Regions from separate parts of the Homo sapiens genome. Here region 2 is linked to region 1. The links are chromatin loops, found by intact Hi-C in ENCODE. Cell type or tissue: PC-9. All regions are shown on one strand. Each heading gives the region's core, and the rest is flanking DNA. Links, peaks and the distances in the headings are about the cores only.

The links. A loop is a pair of places that touch in the nucleus more often than their neighbours do. Peaks named below come from ENCODE experiments on the same cell type or tissue, not always from the same donor. Only the 100,000 strongest peaks of a DNase experiment are listed, where the experiment ranks them.
Region 2: a loop joins it to region 1, with 9 times the contacts of the local background. A loop is called at or near these places in 4 of 110 quality-filtered maps.

What each region holds. Positions count from the first base shown.
Region 1 is chr9:115,261,090-115,264,016 of GRCh38, reverse strand. All of the region lies in intron 2 of DELEC1 (deleted in esophageal cancer 1), which reads right to left. LOC105376233 (a long non-coding RNA gene) reads left to right here and starts at 1,474. Exons shown (of 3, transcript XR_930267.3): 1 at 1,474-1,625. In PC-9, for the core only: no CTCF peak of the experiment used is centred there; DNase peaks (open chromatin) are centred at 866 and 1,396; H3K27ac peaks cover 1,418 bases.
Region 2 is chr9:115,023,499-115,026,425 of GRCh38, reverse strand. It overlaps TNC (tenascin C), which reads left to right. Exons shown (of 28, transcript NM_002160.4): 27 at 2,290-2,453. Among named protein-coding and RNA genes, the nearest start is that of TNC, 93 kb to the left of the region's middle. In PC-9, for the core only: no CTCF peak of the experiment used is centred there; a DNase peak (open chromatin) is centred at 1,195.

The DNA of each region.
Region 1 (2,927 bases), core at 277-2,776:
ACACAAGTTCCGAGTCTTACATGCATCTTGAGATTGTGCAACTAGTCCAAATTTGGCTCATACGCCAGAAAATGCAATGTGCCACATCATATTGTGTTATTTCTCCAAAAACATGTTATATCTGAAACCTAATGAGTAATGCCTCTGAAAGCTTAATGAGACATTCTAAAAGAACCAAAATTCTGGAAATGCCCAACCTTGTTCAAAAGATTTGTTTTTAGAAGGAATCTTAGGAGATGATGATAAGTGGCCTACTTATCCATCTTGGTCATGTAAAGTAAATCACTTCAGAACAGTGAAGACTCTGCTCAAAGACACATAGGTAGTCAAACTCAAGGGTGAATCTGTAGCCAGCATATTCTGATGCCAATGATAATACCACATCATAAGTCTGCCTGCAAGGCAACCCACATCATCATCACATAATAACAATAATGATAAGAATGACAACTGGAGCTAATATTTATTAAACACATACTAGATGCCAGAAAAAAATGCTAAGCACTTTATAATGAGTATTTCATTTTGTTCTCACTTTATATACATATATAAGGCATGAACTCTGTCTCCATTATATATACAATGAGATCTGGAAAGCTTTGAGACTTGCCTAAAACTACAAAAGGAGTAATTAGCAAAGTGGGAACTTGAACACAGATTCGTGAGGCAGCAGAACAAGAGCTCTCACCAACTTGCCATAATGCATATCCCTGGATGCAGTGTTCAGCATCAATTTAGCTTTCATTTTTAACCTCTAGGAAGGATTAACAGCCCCCTCCTTTGTGTTCCCACAGTGCTAGGTACACCCCTCTATTAGACCACTCATCATGTTATTAGTTTAAATGTCTGTCACATCTACTGGTCTGAGTGCCTCTTGAGTCATGCTTATGTTATGTATCTTTCTATGCCCAAGGCCTGGTAGAATGGCTTATACACAATAGTCATTCACTCAATTTAACAAATAATAACAGGCATATAATAAATGCTTCTTGGATTGGTATAAGGTGTATTCTCTTCACCTGTAGAATGGGGACTGCTCTCCTATAAATAGGGACCATTCCCATTCTTTGATGCCAATGAATGTTCAGGGCTTCAGGAGCCAATACATGTGTACAACTGGCAAGAAACATATTGGGAAAATACTACCCTATTATTACAAGGCACCATTGAAAAGGGAGCAAAAATAAAATTCCTACTCTCCTAACATGATCCAGCTGCAAGAGACAAGTTGTCATTACACTAGTGGAAAGTTATTGCCTCTGGTCTGGAAACCAGCAAACTGGCCTGAAGGCACAGGATGCAGTCTTCATTGCCTATCACTATAAATGCCAACCACACTGTGCAAACACCATTGTGTCTTACCACCAGGTATGCAATCAGTGTCTGCTGGGCAGATTGCCAGGCTGGCCATCTGTGTTGTGCTTGGTTGCTAGGGCACAGGCAGGGAGCTGTGTAGTGTCTTGCTTTCACCCTACCCTCAAAAGCCTGAAGCAATGACAAAGGCTGTTCAAAGTGCTGAGGAACCAAGGAAATGTACATATTTGGCTTAATTCATAAAACTGTCATTGAAGGCCAGCTAAGAAGACGAAGATTTTTGTCCAGGATCTGCAGCTGTGAGACCACAGGTTAGACATTTATTTCTCTGAACATGTAAAGTCCTCACTTGTAAGTAAGAAAGACCCAAAGCTAAGTGTTTCTTTGGGAAACACTCTGTGTTTCACTGGCAATATGTAAAATGTTTATGGGTACTACATGGACAAACTTCTAAACATTTCAGCAGTTATAAATTATTGTAATGTGCACTAGAAGATAATTATCATCTCATACACTTGATGTCACATAAGTTCTTAGAATGAATGTAAAGTAATTCAGTTTTTACAGTTGTTCTTAAGTTTTTATGTTATTTTCTCAACATAAGAAAATATTAATACCAATGGAGGGGATAGGTGGATATGATGATAACTATAAAGATGGAACAGAAATGATGAGTTGGATGAGTCAGATCTGGCATTCTAGCATTTGACTCTGTGATTCAATCACCAATGACTAATTGGCAAAATTATCCAGAAAATTCAGGCAATAGTAAATTTATTCTGAAAATGACTCTATTTATATAGGCCCAGTATATCAAAACAAACACTTTTGAACACTTACAGGATATCAGGCACTAGGCTGGGCATTGTGGATATGAAGACCAATCTTGGCAGAGTCTAACTAGGGATACATCTGGGAAGATAAATTATTCCAGTTTAGTGTGATATTTACAATAGTGTGAAGTAATCTGGGAGTCAGAGAGAGAATACCCATTCTTCCTGGGGGAGAGGAATAGTTGAAGTCATCACAGAGGAAATAAATATTGAATTAAGCTTAAAAGACTAAGCAAACATTATCTGAGTATATAAGAAGGGGAAGACCTTCAAGGGAGAAATAAAAGCATGTGAAGTGTTGAACAGCAAATCTAATGGAAAAATTATTTTTTCTTACTCTATATATCATTTGCAAACAAAAGCATCTATGTAACTGTTTTGTACATTTCATAAGTGAGAGATCCAGATATTGAATAAAGTTATATGCAATTCCAACCCTATGTTCTTTCTACTATATCATATTGATATGGTTTGGCTGTGTACCCACCCAAATCTCATGTTGAATTGCAGTTTCCATAATTTCTACATGTTGTGGGAGGAACCTGGTGGGGAGGTAATTGAATCATAGGGGTGGTTACCCCCATGCTGCTTTTCTCATGATAGTGAGTGACTTCTTATTAGATCTGATGGTTTTATAAGGGGATTTTTCCCCTTTTGCTCAGCATTTCTTCCTGCCATTACGTGAAGAAGGACATGTTTGCTTCTCCTTCCACCATGATTGTAAGTTTCCTGAGGCCTCCCCAGCCATGCAGAACTGTGAGTCAATTAAACCTCTCTCCT
Region 2 (2,927 bases), core at 213-2,712, 240 kb after region 1:
AAATCAACAAATATTTAAGTACCTACTGAGTGCCAATCCAGAAAAACTACAATTCAAAAGTGTTGGGTAGATATTTGGGTCCTGAAACATTGAGTATGTTGGGAATCAGGGCAATCAGGATTGATTTCTAATGACCATCTTTCAAAAAAAGTGTGTCTTTCTTACCCAGTTTTAGATATCAGTTGTAGACTGATTAAAAAAAAAATTCCCCAAAGGCCTTAATATTCATCCAATCCAGCACTTCTCAATTTACTCTGGGTGTATGGACCCACTGGCGATCTTGTGAATCTCCAGATGCTGACACAGGTTGTCTGGGATGGGGCTGAGATTCTGCATCTTCTCCAAGTTCCCTGGTGATGCCAATATAGCTGGTGTTGCTGGTCTGTGGACCACAGCTTGAGTAGCAAACCATCCACTCCATCACCTAGCTGCTTGAATCTCTTCCAAGACATCCCTGCCATGTGGTCATCTAGTCTCAGCCTGCATCCTCATAAATAGAAGGTCTCACCTCTCAAGTGGCCCCTGCATTCCTTGTCTGGCTCATAACCTTCATTCCAGTCTTGAAGATTTCTTGGACTTGAAGTGGTTTTGTGTGGTTTCCTGGCTCCACATAAGAGGAGAAATAAATAAGGAAACAACATGTATTAAGGCCCTACTAGGTACCATCCTCTTTTGTAGATATTCCACCTGCATTCATCTTATTTATTCCTCATAAAACCATTTTATGAAGACGTTGTTTTTATACAGAGGAGGAAAGAAGTTCAGAAGAGCTCAGTGATTTGTCCAAGGTAAAACAGCTTGTAGAAGGTGGATGCAATCCTGGCTGCAGAAAACTGCATCCGACAATGTTCTCAGTGACAAAGAAGGGTCAGGACTGAGAGTGTGGACCACCCCCATGCAACCCATGCCCACTTTGGGTGGCTTTCTGTTATGTTTGTGAGAGCAGAAGAGATAGAAGCTTGGCACGTTTCCAGCCTCCCTGAGCCCTGAAAGAAAACATCCATAAGGTGAAAAGTCTCCAGATAAAAGGTTGCCAAAGCCAGGCTGAGCCTAAGGAGGCACAAAGCTCTTTTGAGATGGCAGTTTAGTGATAATAAAGAGAGACACCCAGGGGCAAACATTGCTTTAGTTCTTGAATCCCTCAAAGAATGTTGGCATTTTATTACCTGGAAATGAATACCTCTTTGGTTGAGATGGCTTCAGGCAAGAAGAAGAATGTTACAGGGCAAGCAAATTCATTAAGCAGCAGGAATGTGGCCTCTGTTCCTCTCTCTTTGTGCTTCCATTGAGGAATGAGCCATAATATTTCCCTTTACTGAGATAACGTTTGTAAGGCTGCATTTTCTTGTGTGATTTGGCTGCACCCAGGCCTTCTGCAGGAGAGCATCCTGTTTCATTAATATCTACGTGCCGTCCTCATGCTCTGGGTAGCATCATCAGTTAAAAAGGTATCTGGGTTCCTTTGACAACTTGCTCCAAATTATGACGGTAGAATGCCTCAGAGTCTTGAAATGTTTGTGCACAGCACTTGTCTGGATTGGGAGTGAGGAGACCCACAAAGCAATGGTACTGAAATGCTTCAAAAATTCAATATATTAAATTACAAATTAGATTTCCAAATAGTAGTACATGTTAATGGGCTTCTTGTCTAAGAATCACGGAACATGGTCTGATGAATACTTTAAAAAGTAACTATGTGATACAGAGACTATTTAGGGACATCTAATGTCTGAAGGGCTTAATTATGACTAATAAATATTTGTATGTGGGAGAAAAGCATGCCATTATTAAATGCATACTTCTCACCTTACTCTCTGAGGTCTTTATAGAAAGGGAATGCAGAAAAGTCATAAAAATAACAATCATAGTAAGTATTTGTATGCCATGCCACCTGTTTAGCATACACCTTTATTGTCACAATGGCACTACTCAGTATATAGAATCAAAGTGCTGGTTCCATTGTATAGATGAGAAAACTGAGGTTCAACAAGATGCTTGACTTGTGCAAGGTCACAGCTAAAAAGTGAAAAGATGGGATTCGAAGCTAGACTCTCCAAAGCCAGCCACAGCCCTCTTCCCACCACATTATGCTGCTTCTGTCGGAAATAAGTACTGGGGTGACACTCATGTCCCATTCAGTTCCGCATTCAATGCTGACTCTGGGATCAATGTTCAAGGCCAGTCCCACACCCAGAACCTTTCAATTGTCACCTCTGGTTCTGCCCTTTACTGTCCAGGAGGGAAATTTCAGCTGAGATTTCTCAGGTCCATATTTTCTGTCTCTCCCAGGTGACTCCATGGCCTACCACAATGGCAGATCCTTCTCCACCTTTGACAAGGACACAGATTCAGCCATCACCAACTGTGCTCTGTCCTACAAAGGGGCTTTCTGGTACAGGAACTGTCACCGTGTCAACCTGATGGGGAGATATGGGGACAATAACCACAGTCAGGTGAGTGGACCGTGAGGGCCCAGAGCAGGCCAAGCTTGGGAAGCTGGAGGGGGCTAATGGAAGTACAATTTAACTCCCTATCCTAGCAGAGACTAGGAGGCAGGAACCTTACTTGTATGACAACATGTTTTTCCCAAGGCAGTGAGCAATCTCAAGGACACTGCAGGCCAGGTAAAATAGAAACAGCACAGGTTAACCCTTGACAGTCCCAAGGACAAACACTGGTCAAATGGATTCCAAAAACAGAACGCTTTACTCAGACAAAATCTCTGTCTGAACCCCAAAAGTAAAGCAGATAAAAGTGGAGGCCATTTAGGTGAAGCAGGGTTGATGACACAGAACCCCTGGCCTGGGGCATCTTTGGAATCCCAAGAACACCTTAAAATGAAGTCCACAGACTTTAAATCTCCTCCTTTTGTGAAGAAACCAAGGCCCAGAAAAAGCTGACTTTCCTGAGGTCACAGAGTGAAGTTG